Linked DNA regions of Homo sapiens: region 2 is linked to region 1. A link is an interaction called in ENCODE POLR2A ChIA-PET data of the cell type or tissue named here. Cell type or tissue: Panc1. All regions are shown on one strand. Each heading gives the region's core, and the rest is flanking DNA. Links, peaks and the distances in the headings are about the cores only. Region 1 overlaps IFT56 (intraflagellar transport 56). Region 2 overlaps FMC1-LUC7L2 (FMC1-LUC7L2 readthrough).

The links. ChIA-PET counts read pairs that join two places held together with the same protein. Peaks named below come from ENCODE experiments on the same cell type or tissue, not always from the same donor. Only the 100,000 strongest peaks of a DNase experiment are listed, where the experiment ranks them.
Region 2: POLR2A ChIA-PET joins it to region 1 with 7 read pairs; 2 of 35 experiments call an interaction of 5 or more read pairs at or near these places.

The regions. Positions count from the first base shown.
Region 1 is chr7:139,148,919-139,158,511 of GRCh38, forward strand. All of the region lies in intron 7 of IFT56 (intraflagellar transport 56), which reads left to right. Among named protein-coding and RNA genes, the nearest start is that of IFT56, 20 kb to the left of the region's middle. In Panc1, for the core only: no CTCF peak of the experiment used is centred there; DNase peaks (open chromatin) are centred at 4,882 and 5,054.
Region 2 is chr7:139,361,337-139,370,929 of GRCh38, forward strand. The region is part of intron 2 of FMC1-LUC7L2 (FMC1-LUC7L2 readthrough); the gene reads left to right. All of the region lies in intron 1 of LUC7L2 (LUC7 like 2, pre-mRNA splicing factor), which reads left to right. Among named protein-coding and RNA genes, the nearest start is that of LUC7L2, 6.2 kb to the left of the region's middle. In Panc1, for the core only: no CTCF peak of the experiment used is centred there; no DNase peak of the experiment used is centred there.

The DNA.
Region 1 (9,593 bases), core at 2,825-7,824:
AAAAACAAATGCTTCAGCTTCTTCCTCTAAAATATGTGTGTGGCTCTGTGATTGAATGCCACCAACATACATCCAGTAAACCACATTAGAAACCTGGCATATCTGGGCCAGGCACGGTGGCTCACGCCTGTAATCCCAGCACTTTGGGAGGCTGAGGCAGGCGGATCACAAGGTCAGGAGATCGAGACCATCCTGGCTAACACAGTGAAACTCCATCTCTACTAAAAACACAAAAAATTAGCTGGGCGTGGTGGCGGGCGCCTGTAGTCCCAGCTACTTGGGAGGCTGAGGCAGGAGAATGGCGTGAACTCGGGAGGCAGAGCTTTCAGTGAGCCGAGATGGTGCCACTGCACTCCAGCCTGGGTGACAGAGCGAGACTCCATCTCAAAAAAAAAAAAAAAAGAACCCTGGCATATCTGTTGACTCTCTTCTTCATCTCCATGTAATCATCAGTTCCTATCAGCTATACATCCTAGATATCTCTTTTATCTATCCCTTCTTCTCCTTGGCTACTATTCTAACCCAGGAGTTTCTCACCTCTTATTTTGGCCCTTTAAATAGTGTTCCTGCCTTTAGTCAGTCTTGTTATCTTCAGTCCAACCACTGAATTTGTTCCACATGCCATGCTCTCTTACCACCATAGCTTTGTGTGCAACATTCTCACTCCTGGAATGACTTCCTTCTTTCTCTGCTTGGTACACGTCAACAAAGGTTAGCCCAAGAGGCAAAAATGGTGGACATTTTATAAATACTTAATTGGCTAACTTGTAGGCACCATGCAGAACACTTTAAATCCATTATTTAGTTTCCCTGACAAGCCTGTGGTTAGAGGCTATTGTAGTTCTCGTTTTATAGGAAACCGAGAAAACACAGGAGGCCATAGATTATTACCTCCTTTTGTTTCATTTAACATGTTTTAAATAACACATAACTTTACTAACATTTTAATAACATAATTTTATTTAACACATACACATATATACATATATAATATATAGATATAGGTAGATACATACATAGATATAGAATAGAAAATATGTTCTACACTATATCTATATACAAATATGTGGGTATAAATAGATCATTTAACATGGTTATTACTTTAGTTGATGTCAGAAGCCACCAAAATTTACATGTAAAATTTCTGCATGTGTCAAACTTTAAAAATCCTACCCTTGCCCTCCAAATTGAATTGCTTAGTATACACTTGAGCACATAGTATATACTTATATATTAAATAAAATGCATTCTTGGGGTAATAGTCATTTCAACTAAGGAGTCCCCCAAGTCTGCCTAATTGGCTTGTTTCCAGCATCAGCAGTTTAGTAAGAGACTCGATTAGCAATTTGGTATCTTTAGAGTTTTCACCCGTTAGTAAGAACAAATAAATGAAATACATTCTTGCCTTTCTACCTAGAGTCAGTCTTGGGGAAATTTACCAATTTTGGTGTGTGGTCCAATTTATTAAATGTTTACATTTTGTCTGTATATGTCTTTTCCATAGTCTAGTATGGTTACTCAATATCCTATCTATAGTATACACCTAGAATTATCCAAGTTAGGACATCAGAGTGTACTTCTAACCTCAAAAGGCAAGCTTTTTCCTTTGAAATTGTGTCAATGTAGTTTATATATTGATTTTATAATGTACTCCAGCAGTAGAAGGCTATGTCAAATGTACCAGAAGAACCTTTTTTTGGTACCAATAAGATAGAGTTTATGTTTAATTATTATAATTTTAATAAACTATTTAAATTCAGGCATTCTTCTAACTTGTATAACAGGGTCTGTATTACATTGTTCAGTGTCTCACAAACACCAATAGCATCCTGCTTTTCTAAAGTAAACAGGAAATAATTTGTAATGATTGACTTAATTCTTAAACTACTTTGAGTAACTTGTTCAGGCTTACACAACTAACATAACAAGTGGCAAATGCAGATCTCAAACTTTTGTCTGACTCCAACATAGACTTAACCACTAAAATGTCCTGCAATACACACACACAAAATGTCTCCATTCTGCTTATTATTTGTCAGTTGCCTAATTATCTTCAATCTAAACAAGCTCATTGATGGTTGAGACTGTGTCTTTTGACATTTGTGTCCCAGGACTGGGCACAATGCTTGCACAAAGTTGATGCCAACTGCTTATTTGTTGAATGAGAAATTAAAAGTATGACTGACAAATTAAGGAGAATCACATTTAAAGAAGGAGGAGATACAAAAGGTCAGTAGAAATGAAGACTGAGAAAAGGCCATTTTAATTAGAGTTTCCTACATTGCCATATCTGATTAGGATATCATTATTATTGGAGCTTGAAGCTAGGTTGCAGGGAGATCAGGAGTGAGTGAGTAACAACTCAGACTGGGAATTCTCATAAAGGGTATGGCAGAAGGGATGGCAAACAGATGATGAAAAAATAGAAACATTGAATGTAAGACAGTGGTTTAAAAAAATAAAATAAAAAAGGAGGAGAAAGCTGCTGGTTTTAGAGACTAAAGAGTTGAAGAACTTTTCCCCCAAAACTGGCACGGCCTCTAGGGTAGTGATTATGAGTTTGGGCTTGGAATCAGATAGACCCAAATTTCAACCCTGGCATAGTTGCTGTGTGACTTTAGGTGAAATACTTAACCTCCTTAAGCATCATCTGTAAAACAGGGAAAAAATGGTACTGACTCATTGTAGGTTCTTGTGAAGATTAAATGGTATGAGGTATGTAAAGTCCTTAACTTGATATACATAGTAAACTCTCAGTAAATATTTGTAATTATTAAAGATTTTGTAGGCTGAAAAATAGTCACATTGATCTGTTTCTTTATGTTTAGTGCTTTCTGTATCTTGTTTAAGAAACCATTTCCGGCTAGGCACAGTGGCTCACGCCTGTAATCCCAGAACTTTGGGAGGCCAAGGTGGGTGGATCACCTGAGGTCAGGAGTTCGAGACCAGCCTGACCAACATGATGGAACCCCATCTCTACTAAAAATACAAAATTAGCTGGGCATGGTGGCACATGCCTGTAATCCCAGCTACTTGGGAGGCTGAGGCAGGAGAATTGCTTGAACCTGGGAGGCAGAGGTTGCAGTGAGCTGAGATTGCGCCACTACATTCCAGCCTGGGCACAAAGAGTGAGACTCCATCTCAAAAAGAAAAAAAGAAACCATTTCCTAGCTCAAGATTATATTTTCTGGTATCCTCTTTTTAAAAAATTTATCTACTTATTTATTTAGAGACAGTGTCTCACTGTGTCACCAAGGCTGTGCAGTAGCACAATCATAGCTCATTGCAGCCTCAAACTCCTGGGCTCAAGTGATCCTTTTGCCTCAGCCTCCCAAGTAGCTGGAACTACAGACATGCGCCACTGTGCCTGGCTAATTTTAAAATTTTCTGTAGAGATGGGGTCTTGCTATGTTGCCCAGGCTGGTCTCAAACTTCTGGCTTCAACTAATCCTTCCACCTTGGGCACCCAAAGCTCTGGAATTACAGGCATGAGCCACTGTGCCCAATCACTTCTGATATTATCTTCTAATAGCCTATTTTTCTTTTTAAGCACAAATTTTCTGTAATTACATTATATTTTAAAGGATTAAGTTCTCCAGTTAAAAGACAAAGATTAGTAAATTAGAAAAGACAAAACCCTAATATATATTTTAAATAGAAAAGAAAATTTGAACATAAAGGATATGTTTCATGTGAAATATGTCTTACATGGTTTCTAACATTGGTGTCATGTTTTTAGAAAGGTCACTTTCATTCTAACGTAGATATGATGACCTACATCTTTAATTTATAGTTTTATTTATATATGGCTTTATTGAGATATAATTAACATATCATACAATTCACCCTTTTAAAGTGTACAGTTGGTTTTTTAGTATAGTCACAGCTTAAGTGCAACCATCACCACAGTCAATCTTAGGACATTTCATTATCTCAAAAAGAAATGTTGGCCAGGCACAGTGTCTCATGCCTGTAATCCTAGCACTTTGGGAGGCGGAGGCGGGCGGATTGCCTGAGCTCAGGAGTTCGAGACCAGCCTGGGCAACACAGTGAAACCCCGACTCTACTAAAATACAAAAAATTAGCAGGGCGTGGCCACGTGCGCCTGTAGTCCCAGCTACTTGGGAGGCTGAGGCAGGAGAATCGCTTGAACCCGGGAGGCGGAGGTTGCAATGAGCCGAGATTGCGCCACTGCACTCCAGCCCGAGCAACGGAGCAAGACTCCGTCTCCGGAAAAAAAAAAAAAAGAAATGGCCGGGCGCAGTGGCTCACACCTGTAATCCCAACATTTTAGAAGTCCGAGGCAGGCGGATCACAAGGTCAGGAGTTAGAGACCAGCCTGGCCAACATGGTGAAACCCTGTCTCTACTAAAAATATAAAAATTAACCGGACGTGATGGCGCATGCCTGTCATCCCAGCTACACAGGAAGTTGAGGCACGAGAATCACTTGAATCTGGGAGGCGGAGGTTGCAGTGAGCTGAGATTGCACCAATGCACTCCAGCCTGGGTGACCGATACTCCGTCTCAAAAAAAAAAAAAAGTCATACTCTTCAGCTATCAACCCCTATTGCCCCATTCCCCCAGCCCTGAGCAACCACTAATGTACTTTGTCATTATATATTTGCCTGCTCTGGATATTTCATATATATATGGAATCATATAATATTTGGTCTTTATGATCGGCATCTTTTACTTAGCATAGTGTTTACAAGGTTCATCATGTTGTAGCATCTATCAGTATTTTATTCATTTTTATGACCAAATAATATTTCGTTTTATGAATATACCTCTTTTAGTTTTTTCCATTCATCAGTTGATAGACACTTGTGTTGTTTCCACCTCTTGCCTGTTACGAATGCTGCTTCTATAAACATTATACTTTTTGTGTAAGTTTTTGTTTGTATGTATGTTTTCAATTCTCTCAGGTTTATACCTAGGAGTGGAATCACAGGGTCATATGGTAACTGTATATGTAATTGTCTGGGGAACTGCCAGACTGTTCCAAAGAAACTGCACTATTTTACATTCCCATCAGCAGTATATAAGCGTTTTGATTTCTTTGCGTTCTTGCCAACAGTTGTTATCATCTGACTTTTTGACTCTAGCCATTCTAGTGGTGTGAAGTGGAATCTTGTGGTTTCTATTTGCATTTCCCTGATGACTAATGATGTTGAGCATTGTTTCATGTGCTTGTTGGCCATTTGCATATCTTTTTTGTAGAAATGTCTATTTAAGTTCTTTGCCCATTTTTTAAATAAGTTATTTGTCTTTTTATTATTGAGTTTCACATGTTCCCATATATTCTAGGTTCAGTCCCTTATCAGATACACAAATTGCAAATGCTTTCTCCTATCCTATAGATTTTTTCATTTTCTTAATAGTATTTTTTTTGAAGCACGAAAGTTTTTAATTTTGATGAAGTCAAAGTTATCCTTTTTTTTTTTTTTGCCTTTTGTTTCTTGTACTTTTGGGGTTATATTTAAGATTCCATTGCCAAGTCCAGAGTCATGAAGATTTTCCCCTGTGTTTTCCACTAAGAGTTTTATAATCTTAGCTTTTAGGTCTTTGATCCATTTTGAATTAACATTTGTAAATGGCATGAGGTAAAAGTCCAACTTTATTCTTTTGCTTGTAAATATCCAGTTATTCCAGCACCATTTGTTGAAGAGACTATTCTTTCACCCTTTGAATGGTCTTGGCACTCTTGTTGAAAATCAGTTTATCATAGACAAATGGATTCATTTCTTCTGGACTCAGTTCTCTTCCATTGGTCTATATGTGTATCCTTACATTAATACCACACTATCTTCCTTACTTAGAGCAAGTTTTGAAATCAGGAAGTATGCGGCCTCCTAATTTGTTGTTTGTTTTCCCAGATTGTTTTGGTTACTCTGATCTGTTGCAATTCAATATGAATTTTAGAATCAGCTTATCAATTCCTACAGAGAACCCAGATTGGATTCTGATAGGGATTGCATTAAAGATCAGTTTTGGGATTAATGCTATCTTAATAACATTAAGTCTTTAAATCCATTCACATGGAATGTTTTTCCATTTATTTAGGTGTTTTTAAATTTCAGCAATATTTGGTGGTTTTTATGGGGCAAGTTTTACATTTCTTTTGATAAATTTATTACTAAGTACTTTATTATTTTTGATGCTATTGTAAATTAACTTGTTCCCTTAATTTCATTTTTGAATTGTTCATTGCAAGAGAATAGAAGTACTACTGATTTTTGTATTGATTGTATCCTGAAACCTTGCTGAACTCATTTATTGGCTTTCTTGCAGATTTTGGGGAGGATTTTCTATATATAAGATTATGTTTGTGAATCAGGATAGTTTTGCTACTACCTTTCCAGTCTGGATACCTCTTCTTCCTTTTTCTTGTCTAACTGCCCTGGCTAGAACCTTCAGTACAATGTTGAATAGAAGTGCTGAGAGCAGATATCCTTGTCTTGTTCCTGATCGTAGGTGGAAAGCATCCAGTATTTCACTGTTAAGAATGATGTTTGTTGTGGGTTTTTTGTAAATGTTCTTTCCAGGTGGGGGAACTTCCAAATGTTTTTTATCATGAAAGGATGTTAATGGAACTGCTTTTTCTATTAGCTATGGAGATGATCATTTAGTTTTTGGGTTTTATTCTATTGATATGGTATATTAATTGATTTTTGAATGTTAAACCACCCTTGTATTCCTGGAATAAATCTCACTTGGTCATCGTGAATAATCTTTTTAATACATTACAGGATTCCATTTGCTAAGAATTTTTTGGAGGATTTTGTGTCCATATTCAAAAAATATATTGGTCATTTTCTTCTCTTGTAATTTTTTTTTGGTTTTGGTATTGGGGTAATACTAGCCACATAGTATAAGGGGAAAAGTTCCGTCTTCTGTGTTTTGAAAGAGTTTATGAAGAGCTGGTATTAACTCTTCTTTAAGTGGTATGATTTTAAGCAGTGAAGCCATCTGGGCCTGGGCTTTTTATTTCATTGTAGTTTTTAAATCATTAATCCAATTTATTTAGGGATTGCATTGACTCTAAAGATCAGTTTGGGGGTTAATGCTATCTTAATGACATTAAGTCTTTCAATCTGTGCACATCCATCCATGTTGTATGTCTATTAATAGTATTTCTTCTTGAGTCAGTTCTGATAGTTTATGTCTTTCTAGGAATTTGTCCCTTTCACTTAAATTATCTAATATATTGGCCTATAATTGTTCACAGTATTCCTCTGTAATCCTTTTTATTTCTCTAAGGTCAGTAGTATTGCCTTCTTTCATTTCTGATTCTAGTAAATTGAGTTTGTTGTTTTTTTCTTGGTCAGTCTAGCTATAAGTTTTCTTAATCTTTTCAAGGAACCGGCTTCTGGTTTCATTGATTTTCTCCATTCTCTTGTCTGTTTAATTGATTTCTGCTCTAATCTTTATTTTTCCCTTCCTCTGTTTGCTTTATGTTTAGTTTTCTCTTTTTTTTTTACAGTTAGGTTATTAATTTGTGGTCTTTCTTATTTTCTTTTTTAAATATAGGCATTTACAACTATAAAATTTCCTCTAAGAAATGTTTTAACTGCATCCCGTAAGTTTTGTTATATTGTATCTTTCATTTATCTCAAAGTATTTTCTAATTTTGTTTTTGGTTTCTTTGGCCCATTTGTTATTTAGGGTATGTTGTTTATTTCCTGATTTTCTTTTATATTTAAGTCCATATTCTACATGGAATTGATTTTTGTGTAGACTGAAGCAGAGGTCAAATTTTATTTTTTTTTCCATGAGAATAACTCATTGTTTCAGACCATTTATTGAAAAGATCAGTCTTTTCCTACTATTCCGCCACCTTTGGAAAATAATTCCAGTGTTTAGATATGTCTGCTTCTGAACTCTGTATTCTGTTGATCCATTTGTGTATCCTTGCCCTCAATGCCATACGGCCTTAATTACTACAGATTTGTAATCAAGTTTCACATGTAGTGGGTCTAGCAAGTTTTGCCATCTTGTTAGTGTTCTTCAAGGGTGTCTTGGCTATTCTTGGCTCTTTATCTTTCAGTATGAATTCTAAAACAAGCCTGCCAAATCCAAACACAAAAACAAACCTGTCAGGATTTTAATTGTATTGCTTTGAATCCATGGATGAGTTGGGAGATAATTGATAGTTTTAAATTAAGTCTTTAAAACCATGAATATGGTATCTTTCTCCATTTATTTAGATCTTTAATTTCTTTTTTTTTTTTTTTTTTTTTTTTGAGACGAAGTTTTGCTCTTGTTGCCCAGGCTGGAGTGCAGTGGCGTGATCTTGCCTCACTGCAACCTCCACCTCTTGGGTTCCAGCGATTCTCCTGCCTCAGCCTCCTGAGTAGCTGGGATTACAGACATCCGCCACCACACCCTGCTAATCTTTGGATTTTTAGTAGAGATGGGGTTTTACCATGTTAGCCAGGCTGGTCTTGAACTCCTGACCTCAGGTGATCCACCTGCCTGGGCCTCCCAAAGTGCTGGGATTACAGGTGTGAGCCACCGTGCCCGGCCAGACCTTTAAGTTCTTTTAGTCAGGTTTTGTGCTTTTTTTTGTATTGGATTTTTTTTTTTTTTTTTTTTTTTAGACAAGCTCTGGCTCTTTCACCCAGCCTAGATGGAGTGCAGTGGCTGGATCATGGCTTACTATAACCTCTGCCTTCCATGTTTGAGTGATCTTTGTGCCTCAGCCTCCCAAGTAGCTGGGACTACAGGTGTATGCCACTGTGTCCAACTAATTTTTTAAACTTTTTAAATAGAGACAGGTCTCACTACATTGCTAAGGTTGGTCTTGAACTCCTGGGCTCAAGCGATCCGCCTGCCTTGGCTTCCCAAAACAGTGAGATTACAGGCATAAGCCACCATGCTTTGCCTTTGTATTGGTCTTTTTATGTGTTTTGTTAGATTTGCTTCTAGCTATCTTAATGTATCTCTGTATATTGATGTTTTTCTATATATATAATCAGTGAAGTAAGATATCTAGTCATTCATTTACTCACCAAGTGATTGCAGTGGGGTGACAGGGACAGTGGGGGGTGTGGTGGTGGGTTGCCAAAGCATGAGGAGTATGCAACAGAATCTAAGAAATCATACCTACCCGGCCAGGCACAGTGGCTCATGCCTGTAATCCCAGCACTTTGGGAAGCAGAGGCAGGCAGATCACTTGAGGTCAGGAGTTCCACACCAGCCTGGCCAACATGGTGAAATCCCATCTCTACTAAAAATACAAAAATTAGCCAGGCATGGTGGCATGCACCTGTAATCCCAGCTACTTGGGAGGCTGAGGCAGGAGAATCGCTTGAACCTGGGAGGCAGAGGTTGCAGTGAGCCAAGATTGCGCCACTGCACTCCAGCCTGGGCGACAGAGCTAGACGCCATCTCAAAAAAAAAAAACCAACAAAGTAAAAAAAGAAATATCCTTGTAAGGTTTTTTATCTCAAAGGAAAAGCTTTTGATGATATTTCATCATTAAGAAATGGCATTTCATCATTAAGTATGATGTTTAATGTAGATTTTTAAAGATATCCTTTATCAGATTAAGGAACTTCCCTTGTAGTGTTAGTTTGCTAAGAGGTTTTA
Region 2 (9,593 bases), core at 2,688-7,687, 210 kb after region 1:
TTTTTTTCTTGAGAAGTTATTTAAGTGTATTGATTTAAGAGAAAAGGCACGTCTTAAATTTAGTTTTTAAGTTACTCTTTTAATTTACATGAGTGCTTTACAGCAAAATATGAGTAAATTTTAAAAATTTTATTGCATTCAAATCTTTCAGCAGTGCGTAGAGTGGCTTTTCAGTGTTCACATTTTCAGTTTTAATAAAAACCCATATTGGGAACTTTTATTTGTAGAATATATAGACAAATAGGTGTAGATGGCAAACCTACTTGTGGTTGTGTAGAGAGGAAAGATTGGGAAGGAAATGAGTTTTGTATGGAAAGTTAACATTAACTTAAAATGCCACTGGAGAAACTTTTAACTGTTATCATTTCTCACGTTTAGATAAGAATGGTTACTTTATCACTGCAGCATGTCTTAACATTCCTCCTTTTCCAACATGAGAGAGGGTATTGGGAACGGGTTTCATTGGATCCTAGCTAACAGAATAACTAATCTGTGTAATAAAATTAAGTTATTTAAGACGTGCTTTACATGATCCTTTTAATCCTTGATGGATACCATTTTTGGGATCTTCTTCATGGATTGGATTTCTTAGTTTTACTGGGAGGGTAGTTGGATCAAGGTAAACCATCTCCTGATAAGTTTCTGAATTAGGCAGCCCGTCTAGTATTGCAAAGCTAAATTTAAATATATATATTTCTGTGTGTGTAGTCAGCAGAAACATGGATTTCTTAAAATCCACTTTGTGTATTTTTTTATGTGTCTGTTACTGGATTTTTTTTTTTAACCTTCAGACTTAGAGGATTTATGATCGAACTCATATTTACGAGTCCACAGTATTGTTTAGCTGAAATGACTGGATTTTCACTGCTGTATTGGGTTAGAAGTAAAAAATATACTACTTTCAAGGAAAAATAATTGAGTGGAGTTTTTTTTAGATATCAAAATTAATTCTATATATGCAAAATAATCAGAACATTCTTTTTTTTCTTACCATTTAATGAGTTTATATATATCATTTTATGATTCAGGACTTTTAATAATTAGGATTGTTCTTTTTTAGCATACAGTCAACTTCAAGTTACCCAGGGATAGGGGAACATGGAAACGTCCCCTGAATAACACCATGTAATTTGAAACCATTTAATGGGAACCCTTGTATTGGACACACAAACAGCCTATGGGAACGCTGTTGGGTGTCTTTGGCACTAAGAGGTGGAAATGGGTATCCAGGAGGTGGGAGAGAGATGGAAAAGGTAGGTAGGAGGGTATTTAAGGCAACTCTGTCCTTTTTTTTTTTTTTTTTTAATTCCAGAGACTATAAAGCAGCGACTCTCTTTTTTGGAAGTGGGGTTCAAGGTGGCAGTGACCCCCTCCACTCTTAGTGTCCTGTCTGTGAAGGAATCTGAAGTGGCACAGAGTCCTGGGGCTTTGGGAAAACATTACCTCCTCACCCCCTCAAGGTTTCTTCCCCCTCCCCTTCCTGACAGTTTTTAATTAGTTCCTTTTAAAATTCATTGGAGATTTAAGTCTGTTAGTTAAATATACCTTAACTTGAATTACATAAAGTAGTTAATCATTTAGATTACCTAAACTTCACTGGAATCCTTAGGAGTAGGAATTTTGTTAGCAGGGAAATGGAGAGGTAATTTTGGATCACTGGGCACTTCAAGAAAGGACATTCCTGGGTGAGTGGTGGAAGTTGGGGGCTTTAGACAATCTGAGGGCAGCATGATGGTGCCGGGAGGCTGGGCAGGGGGACTGCCAGGAGGTGGGAGAGAAATGCATAAGGGAGGTGGGAGGGCCAAAGACAAACTCTGCCTTCTTTGCAATTTTGCCTAGGGCCCTGGTGGTGGCAACCGCCTGTGTGCCACTGAAAATCGTGCCGATGCCTGGCATACTGCATAAATGGAAGCAGGGTACCGCGTGAGTTGAAACATTGGTCACACTATATAAAGTTTGTATATGTGAATCAGTGTAACTCATACCCATATAACTGGGGGTCTGACTGTATTTGGATTTTTCTGATAAGGCATCATGGGCTAAGGAAAAGAGCACTGGGCTGAGACTCAGGAGACCTGGTTTCTAGCCCCAGCTGTACCTCTAATTGTAACCTTGGGTAAGTCACTTAACCTTTTTTGCCTCAAGTTAAATCTGTAATTTGTTATATGGGAAACCAAATAATTTCCTATGTTATACTCAGAAATGTTGAAAAATAAATATATTTTAAGTTTTTTTAGAAAGGAGCTATAAGTAGATAGTAATTACTAGTTTATTTTATCTTGTTTATGATTCATTACGTTTTATAAATATCTTTCTGTTTTAGTTGTTAGCAGAGGGGAGAGGGATAATTTGTTTTCCCTGAACATATTCATTCTATTTGAAAGCAGGGAGGAGTTGCACAGGAAAATCCAAGAAACAGTTTGAGAATTGTCTGTGTGACAGTTGGAAGAACCCAGTACCCTCACACAGACTGTGATTTTTGCTCAGTTGGATTAATTGCAAGGATGTTCCTTAGCTAAAGCCCCTTTGCCAACAAACACAGTTTGGTCATAAGTCTCTAGTCTTGATCCCAGGAAAGTCTGGGAAGATGCAAGCAATAAGAATTAAATAAAATTGAGGGTGTGGATTTAGATTACATCCTTTTTTTTTTTTTTTTTTTTTTTTTTTGAGACAGGGTCTCTGTTGCCCAGGCTGGAGTGCAGTGGCACGATCTCGGCTCACTGCTACAACCTCCACCTCCTGGGTTCGAGTGATTCTCCTGCCTCAGCCTCCCGAGTAGCTGGGATTACAGGTGGCTGCCACTACGTCTGGCTAATTTTTGTATTTTTAGTAGAGATGGGGTTTCTCCATGTTGGCCAGGATGGTCTCGAACTCCTGACCTCGGGTGATCCACCATGCCCAGCCTAGATTACATTTTAAGCTTAGAAATTAGGTAAGTTATAGAAGGTAGTTCTGAGGGTTCTGTATCTCTTAATTGCTTATACCTTTAAATGGGAGCAGAGACCACCTTCGAAAGATTAAAATAGGCAGGAATGGCAGCCTGCCCTCCAAAACAACAAGTAGACTAGGAATGTTAGATAGAATTTTATAGCATCATTAATTGTCCCTTATGGTTAGGGACTGTTTCGGGCAAGTTAAAACTTTCAATAATTTTAACTATTTTAAATGTTAATCTTTCTAAATTGTAGGATATACTTCCTCAGTTAACATATTAATCATAATATTTTTGCTGATCAGTTGTACAGTAGTTATAGTTTGTGGGATATAAAACTGAAAGGATACTCATCCTCATACCCAGGAAAATACTGTTAAGAAAGCCATTTACTTGTTGCTAATGTAAGGTTAGTAGTACATAACCGTGTAATCTGTAAGATAGTATGACATTTCTGCCTTTCTGCAAAATTACTGAATCAAAGTTTGAAGTAGTGCGTTCTTTAATGGATTTTATTTATAAAATCATCTTTACTGTAATCTGTGTTCCTTGACTTTTCATCAACATTGAAAACATTTTCTCTTAATTTTTTCTCATTAACATAATGAACCATATTCATTTCTTGGTCAGTTGTGAGCCATTCTTTTATTCCACTTGGATTGTTCATTTTAAGTGAAGGAGGCGGAGCCTTTAATGTATACGCAGACATTTTTTAAATAATAACAGGATATTTCTTAGTCTAGAGCTTGTAAATTCTTTAATATAAGGAGTTTTATAGGATTAAACAGTAGTTTCTCTGCGTTTCAGTTAACTATTTAACTTTATCAGAGTTTCAGGCATATCCAAAACACTGAAAGCACCTGCATAGTGAATCAATGAAAAAAGAAAAGTTTTCCTCATTTTGCATTTTGAACTCTGAATAATATTTCTATCTACACAGCAGCCCAGAAAACAATAAAAGTATCACTTCATATAACATTGCATCGTTCCTGGATTCTCTACAGTTGTTTAGTTCTCCTCAAGTAAGCATATGCTTCTGAGACATTCTTTTACTTCAGGTAAATATAAGCAAAACAAAGAAAAATCATTTTGTCTATTTCTGCATCAGTTCTATAAGGAGCAAGTAAATTCTTTTATTTTCGTTTAGGTTGGATGTTGTCATATAAGGATAGATGGTAGTGTTCAACGTGTTCAAGATGGGTAGTAGGAATTCAATGGCCATGAGGTGTCATGGATCAAGGTCAGGTTTAGTGAATCAGGTACTCTTCAGTAACAGGTGGTTCATACAAAGCATTGAAGCTTAAAGTTGCTGTGAGTTCAGCAAGCAGGAGGGTTGAGAAGACAGGCAGATGGTTTAAAACTAAAGGTCAATAAGTGGGCAAGACTAGTTAAATGAGGCAGATACTCCCCAAAGATGGAATTCCAGAAAGGTGCTTGAAAAGGACTGAATTCTTAAAGCCTACTGCTGTTAGTATGTAGAGTTCTTGAGGAAACAAGCAGTTTGGCATAACTTAATCTACTAAGAAACTATAAGAAGGTGAAGGAAGTTGGAACATCTTACTGGAAAAAGAATGAGGGAGTGAAGAGGGAATCTTGTGAATTCAAAACTTGCAGAAAAGCTATTCTGTTTCCTTTTTGTTTAGGTTCTCATGCACTAGCAGCTGCTAGAATAGATATTGGAAGGCAGGGCCAAAATAGGTCAGTTGTTCAGTTTTGCAAGATTATTGAGGATATAGAGAAATTAATTTGTGAAAACTCTGAAATCATCTGCAGCTCCATGTTTTTGTTTGAACTGAATAACTTAGGACTTTGAGAAGTCAAAGCCGTCAGAAAGTAACATGAAGTCCATTCAGCTGAATAAATGTCATATTTTGCTATTAGCATAGAAAAGAATCTTTAAAACTTCTTTCCAAAAAGCACTCAGTATTGACCCATATGTTCCAGTATAGTTGTGAACCATGTACAACTGATGTTTGACTTATTTGACTCAACATGAAAGGAATTTAACCAGCTGCCCTTGCTGAATCTTGTCTCCTGAATATGGTAAATGGTTTTTGTTTTTAATCTTAATACCTTAGATTTCTGCAGACCCCAGTTTTCTCTTTTAGAGTTAACTGATAATTATTGGATAGTATCTATAATATACCTGGCTGTTCTGTTCTGTACTGTGCTCTAGTATTAGTTTAAATGGTAGACTTTTCTCTTAAAGTAACTTTAATAGTTTAATAGTTAAAGTTACTTGAAGGTATGTTTTAGATCAGGGACTGGCACTATGGCCTCCTGCTTTTGGTAAATAAAGTTTTATTGGAACACATCCATGCCGATTCATATACATGATGTCTATGGCTGCTTTGGCTTACGACAGCAGAGCTGAATGGTTGCAACAGAGTCATATGGCCCGCAAACCGAAAACATTTACCATTTGACTCTAACAAAAGCTTGTTGATCACCATTCTGGTTTAGTTATTCTAAACCAAGTGTGGTCCTTGGAGCAGCAATTCAGCATCACCTCAGCATCACGTCGTATTGTTAGAAATATAAATTCTTGGACCCACCTACTGAGTCAGAAATTCTGGATATGGGCCCCAGCAATCCATGTTTTTAGAAACCTTCCAGGTGATTCTGATACACATTAAAAGTTTGAGAAACCCTCTTCTAGATCAGTGTTTCCCAAATGTTTGTCACACTTATTGCCTTTATTATTATTTATTTTTATTTTTTATTTTTTGGAGACAGAGTCTCTGTCTCCCAGGCGTGAAATGCAGTGGCCTGATCTTGGCTCACTGCAACCTCCGCCTCTCGAGTTCAGGCGATTACCCTAGCTTCCCGAGTGGCTGAGATGACAGGCATGCACTGTCATGCCCTGCTAATTTTTGTATTTTTAGTAGAGATGAGGTTTTGCCATGTTGGCCAGGCTGGTCTCAAACTCCTGACCTCAAGTGATCTACCTGCCTTGGCCTCCCAAAGTGCTGGTATTACAGGCGTGAACCACCATGCCTGGCCTTGCCTTTATTATTATTTACTGTTTTCTGTTTATTTAATATTTTCCTTTATGTCAACTCACTTTCTAAAAATTTTAAGTTAATTTTAAAATGAAAGTTTATACCACCATAAAAATAAATACAATGAAAACAAAATGGTGTATTATGTAACTAGACTCTTGTCACTTAGGGTTCCTGTGCTAAAAATTAGAAGTTGTTAAATTTATTAAACAAGTACTGTTGCAAAATGGGAACTTTTTTTCTTGACTTAATTGTGATTAATAATTTCCTTACTGAGTGGTATTTAAAATGTCTTGTTGGCAAAATCATGTAACACCTAAAGTCATCTTTTGTGCAAATCTCATACTTTGGAAATTACTGTTCCAGGGAGTATTCATGTGAAAGGAAAGCTGTTTGAACTATATATATACCTAAGCCTGTAAGCAGAAATGACTGGACAGAAATACAAGCCTGTGAGACAGAGAGATCTAGGAGATCCCTAGAGAGGTCCATCAAGACCTCCAGGATGAAATTACCTCATTTAGCTCAATTTCTCACCTCTCCGTTAGTGCTTTGGTCCACGGGGGTCAGTGTTTCTGCAGGATTTCACCAACTGGTTCCACAGTGGGAATGTGAAGAGGTACCTGGCTGTGGGAAAAGCTGCTTATCAAAGAGAGGCCTGATAGAAATGCTAGGGAAAGTGGCTGTGAGCCTGCATTATGGACGGGAGCAGAGCGGCAGGGCATGTTGCTAGGACTAAGCAGTCGATTCACGTGAGTCTGGACACCATGTATAAATATTTTGAAAACTTCCTGTTACAATTTAATTTACTCCATTGTGTTAGAGGGAGTGCTTCCCTGCACATGGTGTTCTGTATATTTATTGGTTGATGTGCTTTAGGGTATAGTAATTATTTATAGCAATAGATTGATACCCAGGTTGCAGAGTTGCTTTAGTTATATCTTTATTTCCTTTTCTTAGAGATTATAGACATAATTTGCTTCTGTCATCTTTTGACCAAAAATCTAATGGGAATGAAGAATTACACTTGAATGTTTATTTTTAAGTAATAAGTTCTGTGATAGTGATTATAGGTGTCTGCATTTAAAAAAATGTTTTAAAAAGTACAGAGGTCAAACAAGCATCTGTATGATTGAACAAATGTTATTTCGTATATTTCTGTCAAATTTTAAAAAATGGATAAAGAGGCCGGGCACTGTGGCTCACGCCTGTAATCCCAGCACTTTGGGAGGCCAAGGTGGGTGGATCACCTGAGGTCAGGAGTTCAAGACCAGCCTGGCCAACATGGTGAAACCTGTCTCTACTAAAAATATAAAAATTAGCCAGATGTGGTGGTGGGTGCCTGTAATCCCAGCCACCCGGGAGGCTGAGGTTGGAGAATTGTTTGAACCCAGGAGACGGAGGTTGCTGTGAGCCCACATGGTGCCAATGCACTCCAGCCTGGGCGACAGAGTGAGACACCGTCTCAAAAAAAAAAAAAAAGTAAAAAGTGCATAAAGCATTACAAATAAAGTCTTTTGTGGTCCCCTTCACCGTCTCAGTCCTTTCCCCAGAGGCAACCCTTTTTGTAAATTTGTTGCATATTCACTGTGAGGCAGTATTTCTGCTGTGTTGTTTAGTTTTAAGGCTCACGTCTCCTTCATGGTGATCTGTTTTTCATTTTAACTTCTTCCTTTATCATTGGGTTGTCTATCACCTCTGTCCCTTGATATTTTCATCTTTTTTTTTCTTTTTTATTTCTTTTCCTTTGGATTTGGGGAGGCTCTAGTTGGCTTCTGTAGCTATCACCAGCTGATGAGAACTTGTCTTTTTTAATAGATAAATCAGCCAGTTACTTTTTCTTTGATTATTTTCAGCTATTGCTTGATAGCCAAAGATAGCTTTCGTTACTTCTAATTTTGTATATAGAAAGTTCTGGATGATAGAAGGCACCGGCTATCCAGAGTGCAATTGTTACTATGTCAGAATTACAGCTCTGCAAGTAAGTATCAAAATATAAAATTTAGCAGGCTGTAACTTTTTATGCCATATATCTTAAAATAAATTCTATATAACCTATTTTAGGACTTAATGTTAAAGTAACTATTCAGGCTTTTCTGATGTCTCTTGTAAATTTAAGAAGAGGAATAGGCTGATAGATTTCCTAAAGCACATACCCCCCAAAACATGATAGCATTGGTCCCTGCCAGCTACCAAGACCCTTTGCTTGTATTAATATAATGAGAGAAGATAGGTGCAGGGCATGGAATAGAGCCTTGGAATGGAGATTCTTTAGTATTCCTGTTCTCACATTTTCATCATCACCATTCTGGTTAGCTTCAAAAGATCCTACAAGGTTTTTCTTCTACTAACAAGGCTGTTCCCCAGTTTCATTCTTATAATCTTGTGATATGGATTTTCACAGACAAGTGGGCCAGATTTTTAACATTTTAAAAACATTAATCTTTGATCATATCCAGCAAGAATGAACTTGTTCTGGAGATTTCTTCTACAGTGGGCATCACATTTTAAAAATGTTTGGCTTGTCATGGGGATTATGGTGGGGGGTGATACTGGTACCTATTTCTGATTATAAACTTATGGGACCATATGAACCAGAAGATTAAGAAGGATAGCTTTTCTGAGCTGTATAGCACCCTTGTGTTTACATTTTCTGGAGGAAAGGAAAGCTGCTTTGTTTTATTAGGAACGACTTGATGTCACATTTGGAAGGCAGACTGTCATAATTGTTTTTTCCCGTTGCCATCTTTGGCATAGTACTCTTTCTTCCCTTTCCTTATGTAATAAATATATGCCTGGAAAGTTTTACATAGATCAAGACATATTAAATGTTTTCAAAGCATCTGTATTATTATGTTAAGACATGGTGATGAGTCCTTTTGTAAAATGAACCCTATACTTTGGATGGTTTAAATATACAGTGGGTTAAACTGAGTGTATATATTAACAGGGGAACATGTAGCAAGGGAGTAATGTTTTTTTAAAAGGTTAATTACAAAAGGATTTGTATAGGTGGATTTTAAGCTGAATTCTAAAGGAACAACAAAGGTAGGTGGGAGAAGTTGGTAGAGTGGGTGAGAAAGTTTGAGGAAGATGTAAAAATGATCAGATTGGCTCCTTAGTATAAGAGTTACTGTGCAGCAGTAATCATCGCTTTTACTTTGATTCCACATGAAGACACAAGGGTTTTTTGTTTGTTTGGTTTGAGACAGAGTCTTGCTCTGTGAGCCAGGCTGGAGTGCAGTGGTGCTATCTCAGCTCACTGCAACCTCCAACTCCCAGGTTCAAGCGATTCTCCCACCCCAGCCTCTGTAGCTGATATTACAGACCTGTGCCACTACACCCAGCTAATTTTTATATTTTTAGTAGTGATGGGGTTTCACCATGTTAGCCAGGCTGGCCTTGAACTCCTGACCGCAGGTGATCTGCCTGCCTTGCCCACCCAAAGTGCTGGGATTACAGGCATGAGCCACTGTGCCCAGTGACACAAGGTTTTACTTGTGCACTGCTTTAGATCTCTTCCTGCCCTGGACTAGACTAGAAATTGGCCATGGATCTTTATACAGTTCCCACATTATTACGTGAACTCAGCAGCTTATGTTGGAAGAAATGGAGGGAAAAAGAGGGAGGAACGTTTCTCTGCATTTAGGGATTCAAGG